Regions from separate parts of the Mus musculus genome. Here region 2 is linked to region 1. Evidence: chromatin contacts called from ENCODE Hi-C data. All regions are on one chromosome and are shown on one strand. Each heading gives the region's core, a stretch centred on a gene start or an enhancer-like site at or near the end of the contact. The rest is flanking DNA. Distances are from core to core; before and after follow the strand shown. Region 1 holds the start of Nip7 (NIP7, nucleolar pre-rRNA processing protein). Region 2 holds the start of Txnl4b (thioredoxin-like 4B).

Region 1 (6,118 bases), core at 1,655-4,154:
GAATTAACTATCAGATCATCAGCTTGAGGCCCCTGGGCAAGGTGGCTACCTGGATAACGGGGATGGAGGAGTACTTCCTTTCCAGTCGCCGTACATAGGCGGCAAGCTCCAGCGCCTCTTCATGATAGCTGTTTCGGACACACGTGTCCATAAGCTGGGGTATCTCTAAAATCTCCAGGATTTCTGTGTGCCGGTTTAGAGTCAGCGTGTTCATGCGGCGGCTGGAGCTGATCTCCTCAGCTTCCTTCACAAAGTTCCTAGAGCCGATCAGGAAAGTGTATTTCCTTATTATCCTACACAGCAGTTTGTTACCAAGCACTTACTAGACACGGGCTAGATGGTTTACCTAGTTTATTTAAAATCTTCCCGCTGGGCGGTCGTAGCACACGCCTTTAATCCCAGCACTTGGGAGGCAGAGGCAGGAGGATTTCTGATTTCGAGGCCAGCCTGGTCTACAGAGTGAGTTCCAGGACAGCCAGAGCTACACACAGAAACCCTGTCTCGGGAAAAAAAAAAAAATCTTCCCACAAGGCTGGCTCTGGTGGGGCACACCCATGATCCCAGCCCTCCAGAAGTTGAGGCAGACCAGCTAGGGATAGATACATAGTGCAACCCTATCTCAAACAAAATCCTCACACCAAATCTACAATTTCTATTACACTTGAAAGAACTTTTAACTCAAGATTTAAGAAACTTTTCATTAATTGATTGCTTGCATGGAGTCGTCACAATGGCTCAGTGGGTACAGTGCCTAGTGCCTGCCAACAAGCCTGCTGACCTAAGTGTGATCCCCTCACTGGAGAGAGAACCCACCCTACAAGCTGTCCTCTGACTTCCACATCAACATGGTGGTACCCCTCCCTCCATGTCATTTTAAAAATGGCTTGTAGATTTATATTGGCTGCCCAGACTGTCAACATTTGGGACTGAACTGCTCTAGGTCTCACGAAGGAGGTCTATGTTACGGCAAGGTACTTGGCTTCTCTGGACCTGTCTTTTCATTGGTGTGAATGTTAGAGACAGGCAAGATGGCATGTATGTAAGACCTTACATAAAGTAAATGTATGGAAAGCGTCTACAAATCCCTTACTAGCTGGACTTAAGGCTGGAGAAGTGGCTCTGTGATCACTGCTCTTGCAGGGGACCCCAGCTTAGGTCCCAACACATATACCTAGTGGCTCACAACCACCTATAATTCTAGTCCCAGGATATCTGACACCCTCTTCTAACCTCCTTTGGGCACATATGGTGCACAGACATACATGCAGGTGAGATACACATTTTAAAGTAGCTACTAATATTTTTCTAATAGAGCACTAACCACTCTATAAGCCACACTTTTGCCCTAAGATTCTTCAGGTCTTCATGTTATGTGCTGCTATGTATCTTTCGCGCTCCCACTTAAACTTTCTCCACTTTTCTATAGTAATTCCAGAAACTCGCTTTATGCAGTCCTGAATCTCTTTTCAGACATATGGGGTACACAACCTGTTTTTAATATCCAAGCTTCCAAAGAAAAATTGACCTGCTGGATAGCAGAACTAAGTGTATTAGATCGAGGGCCTAGAAATGTAACATAGCTTAAAAAGGAAATGCTTTTTGACAACCTACAATGACAAATAGGATCTGTCAGCTTCCTATCGATGGACATTTTGAAGCTGAGCACCTCCAGCCCACATTTATATAGGGTTAACTATGTCAGGCTCAATGAACTGCCTTGCATAATTTTATTTATTTATTTATTTTTGGTTTTTCGAGACAAGGTTTCTCTGCATAGCTCTGGCTGTCCTGGAACTCACTCTGTAGACCAGGCTGGCCTTGAACTCAGAAACCCGCCTGCCTCTGCCTCCCAAGTGCTGGGATTAAAGGCGTGCGCCACCACCGCCCGGATGCATACATTTTTTAGTTTGTTTGAATGTCTCATGTAGCTCAGGCTGTCCATGAATTCAATACTCAGACTAGGATGATGACTCTGTGACTCGAATACTGGGATCACAAGTGTCAATAAGACTGGCTGAATGTTTATTATTTAAACAACAGCCTATGAGGGAGTAGTGGACTCCTAGCTTCCAATTCTTGGAAACTTACTAGCTGTGTTCTTGGACAAGTCACTTCACTTCGACTTCCTCGTCTGTAAAATAATGACGCTACCTACCTAGATGGCTGCTGTGAAGTTTAAGTGGATTAACAAGGCAATCAGGAGAGAGCCCTGTACACTACGCTTGGGTCATGACGATAGCGTCCTGGCAGATACAATGACGCGCCCGTCCCCATCAGGCCAGCCGCACCTGCAGCTCTGCTGGAAGCGGGGCAGACGGTCGAGCAGGCGCCCGAGGGACGCCTCCACGTCGCCGAAGAGCCGGTGGATGCGCTCGGTGCACTCGGCCCCGCGAATGAACGTCTTGTAGTTGGCGAAAGCCAGGTCGCGCGTCTGCTGCAGCCGCTGGGCCCGCTCTTCCGCCAAGCGCTCGGGTTCGCGCCGCAGCCGGTCCAGCCCGGAGCCGCTCAGCTCCCGGAGGTAGCGGCCCACGTCGGGCTTCTCACGCCACTGAGCTTCGGGGAAGCGGTCCCGGAATAGCGACGCCAGGAGGCCCTCATCTTCCACCTCCCCCAGCGCGACGGCCGTGGCTGTCGTCGTGGCCGAAGCGGTCGTGGAGGGCTGGAGAGGGAGAGCGGCCGCCATCTCTCAAGCACGGTACCGTCACTTCCTCTTCAGAGCCGGTTTCGCTCCTGGGAAACGGAAACGATTGGGGGAAACATTTCCCGTCTCTATGGTTTCTCATCTAGCCGGCTTTCGGTCCCCGGAAGTCCGCCACGGTAGGCGGCGGCTGCGCAAAGATCACGGAGAATTAGGCTAGAGAGACACGCGTTCGTGGACCCCAGGAAGTGGGCGGGTGGGAAAGTGACTTCCGCTTCCGGCTCTCCAGGCACGAGGATTCCCGGGAGCCAAGCAAGCGGCAAGATGAGGCCCTTGACTGAAGAAGAGACCCGGGTCATGTTTGAGAAGATCGCGAAGTAGTAAGAACTGGAGAGGCGGATGAGGGACGGGCGTGCGGGGAGTGGGGATGCGGCTCCGGGGCGGGACGGTCCCGGCTCAGACGCTGGTCTTGTTGCCCTCAGCATCGGAGAGAACCTTCAACTCCTAGTGGACAGACCCGACGGCACGTACTGTTTCCGGCTGCACAACGACCGAGTGTACTATGTGAGGTGAGGTGGGGCGTGCTGCCCACTGCGTGGCGGGCTGGAGGCGTGCATCCATCCCTGGTCGTCACCGGGTACCTTCCTCCCGCGCCCCTGTAGTGAGATGATGCTGAAGCTGGCCGCCAACATCTCCGGAGACAAGCTCGTGTCGCTGGGGACGTGTTTTGGGAAGTTTACCAAGACCCACAAGTTCCGCTTGCACGTGACAGCTCTGGATTACCTGGCCCCCTATGCCAAGGTACGTTGTGGGGGCCTGGTCTCCAGGTTGCCATCCGGGATGAAGTCCCGGGTGACGGCGGCCAGGTCAGAGCACAGATTCTTTCCAACGAGTTTCTGGACAGCGTCAGCCTAAGAAGTTGTTTGTCGATATTGCTGCTTGGACACGTTTAGGAAGGGTTATGGCCATGGAGCTGCATAGCCTAGTTGTCTACAGGAAAACAGGCCTCCACCGTGTCAGCTGGATCTCAGAAAGCAGAGACGAAGACACAAGTGCCAGTGGTGAGGGTGATCCTAGGGTCCAAGGGGAAAAAAAAAGGAAATTGCTGATTATGTGAGCATTTCGATGTAAGGTTGAATTTCGATGTTAGGTTGAGGAAGGAACTCCATGGTGAAAGATCAAAAATTGGGGTATCCCAGCACTTGGGAGGCAGAGACAGGCGGACTTCTGAGTTCGAGGACAGCCAGGGCTACACAGAGAAACACTGTCTCAAAAAAAAACAAAAAACCCACAAACAAACAAAAACAAAAAAGTGGGGGGGGGGTCCAAACAACTTAAAGGTTCCCCACCTCTCCTTAAACTCGGAAGCAGCTGCTAATCCGCATTTAGGGATATAGCCCAACATCCTTGTGTCTTGGCTTTTAACTCTCTTTCAGTATAAAGTGTGGGTAAAGCCGGGAGCAGAGCAGTCCTTCTTGTATGGAAACCATGTGTTGAAATCCGGTCTGGGTCGAATTACTGAGAACACATCTCAGTACCAGGGAGTGGTTGTCTATTCCATGGCGGACATTCCTCTGGTGAGTAGCCACGGTAGCCATCCATCACGGCAAATGCCAGGTACCCACTGGAAAGGATGAAGTTTCAGTCAGCAGCTCGGAGACTGACTTCTTGGCTCCTTTCACAGTTCTCAAAGATACAGCTGTTTCAATATAGTTTTTGTTTTGTTTTGTTTCCTTATAAATGAATGTCTGTTCTTTCAATTCCAGGGTTTTGGGGTGGCAGCAAAGTCTACCCAAGACTGCCGAAAAGTGGACCCCATGGCAATTGTGGTGTTCCACCAAGCAGACATTGGGGAGTACGTACGCCATGAAGAGACACTGACTTAGGACGGTCATTCCAAGAACATTTTGCTGTGTGAGAGGACTTAGCTTTGTTTCCTGTGTGCGGCCATCAGATTAAATCTGGACAACACTGAGATACGCAACTTGGGTTCTTATCAACAGAAATGGCGTGAAAACAGGGTCTCTGGCCCTCTAGAGTCAAAAGCAGGTGGATCACAAGTATAAGGCCAGCTCAGGCTACTTGGAGAGTTCAAGGCTAGCCTGGGCTACATAGTGAGCCTTGTCTCAAAAATCTAAAACAGACAAACCAGAACCTGAGAGTGTTTTGTGTGAGTAAATAGAGTGTTTCTGTTTTGTGTCTGCGTCGTCTTTGTTTGGATCAGAAGACTTGCTCTGAGTGATGGTTTCTAAGTTACTTCACTGAGGACAGGAGCCATCTTACTGTTATCTGTGATAACACTGTTTTCCAGGCTCATGATAGCACAGTGGACTTTCTATTGTGTGTTAATGTTAAAGGTAGAAACGGCCATATGAGCCTCTGGTTTTACATATGGAATTTAATAAATTTTAATGGTTTTATATTTGTTATTTCATATGTGTGAGTGTTTTGTTGGCATGTACGTATGTGCACTGCTTATGTGCCTGGTGCCTAAGGAAGTCAAGGTGATTTCAGACCTGGAACTAGAGTTACTGGTTGTGAGCCACCGTATAGGTGCCAGAAATTAAACTCAGGTCCTCTGCAGGGACAGCAGTGGTCTTAACCACTAAGCTATCCTAATAAATTTAATAGGTGCATTTTGGCTATTTTTCTTGGTGTTAAGTGGGGTATAGCGTGGAAGCGTCTGTATTCAAGCCTCAGTTCTGCCCCTTGCCAGCTGTGGTGGTGGACAAGTTCTCTGCTTAGAGAGGCTTCATTTTCTTCCTTTGTTAAAAGAAAAAACCCATGACCCTGCCGTATGGTGGTGCATATCTTTAGTTACAGCACGGGGGCTTGAGGGTGAGGCAAAGGCAGATGGAGCTCTATAGGTTCAAGGCCAGCCTGGTCTACATAAGGAGATCCTGGCCAGTCTTAAACCCAAAACCCACAAAACTGAAAAAACACCTCCAGTCATCAGTGTAACAGTGATATTCAGAATTAAAAATAGCAGTTGTAGGGGCTGGTGAGATGGCTCAGTGGGTAAGAGCACCCGACTGCTCTTCCAAAGGTCCGGAGTTCAAACCCCAGCAACCACATGGTGGCTCACAACCATCCGTAACAAGATCTGACTCCCTCTTCTGGAGTGTCTGAAGACAGCTACAGTGTACTTACTTACATATAATAAATAAATAAAAAATAGCAGTTGTAAAGCATCCTGCATGGGATAGAGTTATCCTGTCTCAAAACAGGAAATTGTTCGTGCGTGTCTGTGTGAGTATATCCTGCTTGGGTAGCGGTATCCTCAGAGGGCAGAAAACACTTGGGATTCCTTGGAGCCTGAGGTAAGGACAGTTGTGAGCTGGCCATTGTTGGTGTTGGGAACCAAACTTCAGTCCTCTAAAAGAGAATGTTCTTTCTGAACTGCTGAGCCATCTTCCCTGTCTGTGTTAAAATGATTTTGTTACTTTTTTTTTTTTTTAATTGAAACAAGTTCTGACTATG
Region 2 (6,118 bases), core at 2,441-4,940, 2.5 Mb after region 1:
TGCCAACAAGCAGTATGTCCTCTCCACTGCATCTCCCTGGTGCTGAAGGCCTGGACAGGGCTAGAACCCAAGCACTTACGTCCACTTCTTAGCAGCCTTCCCCGCAAATCCTTACCAGCTCCTACCTGCCACCAGTATCATGGAATCACAATAAAACCGTAAAGCTCTTAGGTGTCCGACAGGAGCTGAGGTGAACCTGGGCGAATATTTTCTGACCACCACTTTTTACCCTCTCTCCTTACCTGTCTCTCCGGCTACTTCGGCCAGCCTGGTCCTCGCTCTCCTCCTCGGCATCCTTCTGGTCATCCTTACTCTCCTCCCAGTCTTTGTAAGAAGAGACTCTGGACTTTTTCTTGTCCTCCCCATCATCCTTCTCCTCTCGCTCCCTCCGTTTCAGGGACGCCAGTAAGTCCAGCCCCAGCAGTGAAGGGCGGGGAGCAGGGGCTTTGAAGACATGCTGCTCATTGGCTGCACTTTTGGTCTTGCAAATAAGACCACCAACCTGAGAGTCCAAACTGGTGCCTTCCAAGCGATGGATGGAGGTATCCTCACCAGGGTCCTCCATCACAGGCTCTTATTTCTCTGAAAGGAAGGCAGACCGTTAGAACTGGACATAAGAAAACTCCGGTCTACTGTATCCCAGAATAACGAGTGCATTTAAGTGGCTATCCCTACCTCCCTACACTGAGCCCAGAACATCTTCTGCTAGCTAGTGTGTATATATGTGTGTTGTCATGCAGGTGCACATAAAGCCAGAGGCCAACATCAGGTACTTTTCTCAGTTGCTCCCTTATTTACTTTTGAAGATAGGGTCTTCACTGAACTGGGAACTAATTTGGCCAAGAAGCTCCTTGGGATCTGCCTCTGACTCTTAGCACAGATGTGCCTCTACTCATGACTCTCCATGGGTTCTGGGGATCTAAAATCAGGACCTTACACTTGTAAGAAAGCACCCACCACCGGAGCCACCTCTCCAGCCCCTCCTGCTACTTGTGAGGACTTCCTCACCAAATCACTATCAGTCTCTAAAAGCTGACCAGTTCCCACTCCAACACATCCAAAAGGCACAGAGACACATGGACACGGACCACACCCCAACACATCCAAAAGGCACAGAGACACATGGACATGGACCACACACTAGGATCGAGAAGGTGTCATCTAGACAAGAATCAACCTCACTAAGGGCTTCTTACCAGACTAGAATGATTTTTATAAAGAGAAGTATAGGGGAACTGGACTTAAGTCAGAAACCCTGATTAAAACCCAGGCGATTGAGCTGGGCATGATATGCACCTGTAATCTCAGCACGGGAGGTAGAGGCTCCAGAGGGGGGCAAGTGGGAAGCTAGTCTGGGCTACATAGTTTCACACTAGCTAGGATATTTAGTGAAGGATTCACTCATTTATATTCTTTCTCTCTCCTTCTCTTGCTCTCTCCCTCCCAGTTTGTCCCTCTGCCCATTATCTCACTCTTCTACAGAACACACTTCCTCCCACTTATGGGCCAAAATAATCACCTCTAGGAGTCCCCATTAGCTCCCTGCCTCTGAACACAAGCCAGGCATGCTTGCCTTTTTCATATGAACTGTAGCAGCACATCCCACTTCTCTAGTGAGACAAGAAAGAAAGAAAGAAAGAAAGAAAGAAAGAAAGAAAGAAAGAGAGAGAGAGAGAGAGAGAGAGAGAGAGAGAGAGAGAGAAAGGAAGGAAGGAAGGAAGGAAGGAAGGAAGAAAGGAAGAAAGGAAGGAAGAAATAAACTAAGTAACTAACTCACTCCAGGCTCTTGGCATTTTCTGGTTTTTTTGGGACAGTAAGCAGTTGTCTTGGTTAGTCATTAGTTCTCTATGTGTGAAACCACAATCACTTCTGCTTTCCACAATCCACAGAACCACTGTGAGAATCAATTGTTGGTACACTGATGTGACGGTTGCATACTTGGTATTATGCTCCTGTACCCTGACTTCCCTTCCTGGTTTTTGATATGCATTCTCCCACCCACCCATCCCATTCCCTTTAAGTCACAAGTTCCACAGAGCAGAGAAGTTAGCTAGCACACGATTTCACCATCCATATTCTACACACTTGCTGACTTTTGTTGTGGATCAGTAGTGGTTTGTGGGAAAAGAGAAAAAAAGCATCCCATAGCAGGCAAAAAAAAAAAAAAAAAAAATCTCTTGAATAACAAACTGTGTTCGCCAAAATTACTTCCAAGAAATGTTAGGAAAGAGCATGTCTGGAACGTGTTTCAGAGACTGTAAGACCTCCCAGGTGTTTGGCTGATGTCAAATTCATCTTTATCTAACACCACCCGATTATAAGCTTGGACCTATGTTGGACATGTAGTTAATTATTCTCATTCCGATTAAGTTTATAAAGCATGAGAACTGTGACTTTTGAATCTAGACTTCTTTTGCTGTGTTCTAATTAACATGCACAGCTCTCCCAAGGGGCGCTGCAACACAATGTGGATGAAGAAGCAAAAGTTTCCCGAGGTAGAAGAGAGAAACAAAGTCGCATCTTATATGCATATTAAGAAATCTTGACAGGAAGGCTGAGATACAACGACTTACATCCTAAAGTGTCATTTGCATGCAAGCAGAGACTACTGTCTGTCTTGTTAACAAATGGCAAAGTAAAAACCTGATTAGATATCATTTATTGAAAGCGAACAGGAAGTCAGACATTTCTCTGGACAGGAAATTATTCACAACACAGGACAAGGAAGGACTTAATTAGCGGCTCAAAATAGCAAATAAAGCGGTCCACGGCCAGACTATGGAGAAACATCGGTGACAAAGAAGCCACAATGGACTTCTCAGGTTAGCAACTGCTTACTGCATGCGTCGTTAATCCACTTGCTATTCTCAACAATACCGATAAAGGAAAAACAAGAGCCCTTTCCTCTTAGGGTTAATACTCTACTTATAGATTATCCGCCAGATCTAGTGGAGACTCTTCAGTGAGACAGGAGGAAGGCACCAGAAGCCCTACCCAGGCTCTCCAACTATCGGGTACCAGGTTCGCGTACTGCCCTAAACGAGGGCACAGGGAGGACCCCTGAATCTCCGTGGGGCCGTTCCCAAACACCGGGATGAGACCAGAACATGGACAAAGTCCGGAGAAGGCTGAATGAACTTCTCCGCTCAAGCAAATAGAGAAACTTGGGTAACAAGGACTAGAGGAACTCTGAAATCAGGGCCCAAACAGAAGCCGCGAGCCGACACCGGCCGCCTGGAGCCGCCATGGCTGCCGAAGGACAGATCTGGAAAGAGAAAGAGACGCTCACCTCACCAAGCACGACTCTCGAGGCCTTCGGTTCCTGATCTGGAGACGCCAGCGCGGCCACCGCTCGATCCGAGGGTCTCAAAGAGGCAAATTCCGCTGTTTGAAAGCGGCCATCATCGTCCCATAATGCCCTGCGCGGAGCCTTCTATCCGTCCAAAAAGACCATCGAGAGCAGCCCACAAATCCAGGGTTCCGGGACGCCAGAGTGCAACCCCGCGAACAGGCCTTCCGAGCCTCAGTCTCTTCCTCTGGGTTCAGAGTCTCCTTGCGACCAATCGCGCTTGGCGTAAGAGTCAACACCCCGCCTCTGGCTCGGGGGTGTGCAAGGGAGGACAACACGAGACCGGCCATGTTTACTAAGGGCGGAAATGACGTCACTTCCTGTCGCTGGCGGCCAGTGCAAAGTGGAAAGGAACTAAAATAATCTTGTCGGATTACCGGACTATTGACTGGGGCGCGCGGTGGCACGTTCGTTTTCTGCGTCCGTGTTTCTCACTTCCGTTTGGGAGGATTTTTTTTTTTTTTTTTTTTTTTTTTTCCTGTCGGAGGAAGCGTTTCTAAGGATACAGCCCAGGTTAGTTGGGGTCTTTCCCAGGATGGCAGTGAGGAAAGAGGCAGTTGTGCCCTAGCTAACCGGTGGAGGAGCCCGGGTTGCTGACATGTAGACCGAAGTGTCCTCCATGGCACCTGTGAACCAGGGGGAACCCAACCACCAGGTTCTTATCAAAAACATGCGTTGGGTGTTTTGTAGACGTCAGCCCTGACGTAGATTAAAGTGACATACCGCTGTAATCCCAGCAGTTGTGAGGTTTAGGCATAAAGATTGCCACAAGTTTGAGGCCACTCTGGGGTACTAAGCGAGATCCTTGGAAAATAAGTTCATGTTCAGATATGTCCTTTGGTTATATCTTAGGATGCTTATTTCCATTATCCTATGAAAGCATTACACGTTAAGTTTCTACAAAAAAGAAGAATCAGACTTTACATACTGCTTCCGAATCTTTTCTTAGTAGCTGTATAAGATAGTTCGCAAGACTACTACTATCAGTGCCCTGTTGACAGACATGAACATAGGTCTTTGTGTCTATGTTCATATTCTCAAAAGTAGAGCTGTTGTGTAAAGAGGAGGCCAGTTTTCTTTCCAAAGAGCTTTTGCATCCAAATTCCAACGAAGTAGGCATGCCTCCGCTCTCTCTCCATTCTGAGTGTTACCGTCTCACTTGGTGTTTGTAGACTCAATGCATTTCTTAAATCTGCCTTTTAACTTGCTATCCTTTGTCTACGTGCAAAACTTGGCTTTCCAAATGTGTTTAGTGTTCATAATTTTTATGATTCTCCATTTGCATCCCTCATGCGAACACTGTCTTGGATGTGGTGTCGCTTTCCCCCTCCTTCCAACATCTGGCCTGTAGCACACCGACCCTCTCTGGTGACACGCCACACTCCCCCTTCCTCTTTTTATTACTAGTACGGGATTTGCTTACGTGAATTCTAACGGCGAGACGGGTCCAAATTCTCTTTGTGTTTCTCTTTCATCAGTAATTTGTTCTACACTCACAGTTGATGAAACCCCTCCTGGAAGTCAGCTTCCCTATTTAAAGGGTGACCTACAGGCTGGAGAGATGGCTCAGAGGTTGAGACCACTGACTGCTCTTCCACATGACCAGGGATTCAGCTCCCAGCACCCACGTGGCACCTCACATCTATCTTTAACTCCAGTCCCAGGGAATTTGACATATAGGCAGGAAGACATGCACATAAAACTATTAAAATAAACTGTGGCTTATAGGTGGAACAATTTCATTTCTTGTGTAAATTTTATTCATATCTTATGTGTGCATTGTTGTGTATGTGCATGAGTATATACTCATGTATATACACCTGTCAGTGCATGTTTGTACACCAAAGGCAACCTTAGGTGTTTGGGTTTGGGTTTGTTTTGTTTTGTATTGTTGACAACAAGGTCTCAGGCTGCCCTGCAACTTGGTGAACTGGCTAGGCTGACTGGCCACCAAATCCCAAGGATCTGGCTGAGTGCACTGAGTTCGTGAGCTACTCTCGCAGGCCAGGCTTCTTTTTAGATGGCTTCCGGGGATCGAACTGGGTCCTCACCCTTCCCAGGCAAGCACTTTACTAACTGAGCTATCCTCCCAGCCCTAATCCAGACCACGAAATATAATTTTTGATGAAGGGGAGAAAGGCAAATCACATTTCATAGCATTAACAAGCCTTGAAATTAAATGCAGAGTAACTAATATCCCAGTTGCATCTTCTGTGGGTACTGTCAATAGTGACTTGTCAGTCATGGGATTTTTCAATTAGGAAATGACTTGCCAAAAATTAGGAGCTAGACTAGCAATTTTGTAGCATGAGTTCTAGCCTTTGTCTCACAGCTAGAAGAGTAACAGAATGAACTAGTCTATAGAGTGAGAAGCCCAGCACCAAAGGAAGACAGAGAGAAGGTCAGATGAGGCCCCTCTACCTCAGTCTCCTCTGAGTCATTTATTTAATTATGACTTTCACACACTCTTAGTTGGTCTGTTTGCCATGTGATTAAGTGTATCTAGGAAGTCCCCTTAAGTCAGGACTCGAGAATATACAAACATTCGTCAATGAAGGACCCATGAAGTATGGTCCACAAATGAAGTAGTATGGAATCTCAAAGTCTTTTGTGTAGGGATATGGGAAGTTCAGTAAACGTTATATTAAAACAATGCAAAGCGCAGAAAGGGTGAATCATGTCCCCACCTCTGCCACCCCACCTTCCAGCCACTCTCCCTCCTACTCCAGACTGCTGAGGTCAAGTTTGTCTGCTTCAGCACTTGCCATA

The links. A loop is a pair of places that touch in the nucleus more often than their neighbours do.
Region 2: a map of left cerebral cortex shows a loop between it and region 1 (7-fold over the local background). The contact joins the promoter of Txnl4b here to the promoter of Nip7 in region 1. A Hi-C loop is called at or near these places in 2 of 37 maps with a recorded cell type or tissue (left cerebral cortex and v-Abl transformed pro-B cells).

What each region holds. Positions count from the first base shown.
Region 1 is chr8:107,053,973-107,060,090 of GRCm38, forward strand. Nip7 (NIP7, nucleolar pre-rRNA processing protein) reads left to right here and starts at 2,905. Exons shown (of 5, transcript NM_025391.2): 1 at 2,905-3,018; 2 at 3,121-3,207; 3 at 3,301-3,439; 4 at 4,075-4,215; 5 at 4,405-6,118. The coding sequence starts at 2,963. The coding sequence ends at 4,524. Cog8 (component of oligomeric golgi complex 8) reads right to left here and starts at 2,765. Exons shown (of 5, transcript NM_139229.4): 1 at 2,289-2,765; 2 at 50-257. The coding sequence starts at 2,683.
Region 2 is chr8:109,562,202-109,568,319 of GRCm38, forward strand. It overlaps Txnl4b (thioredoxin-like 4B), which reads left to right and starts at 3,691. Exons shown (of 4, transcript NM_175646.4): 1 at 3,691-3,862. Dhx38 (DEAH (Asp-Glu-Ala-His) box polypeptide 38) reads right to left here and starts at 3,660. Exons shown (of 27, transcript NM_178380.2): 1 at 3,290-3,660; 2 at 243-582. The coding sequence starts at 565.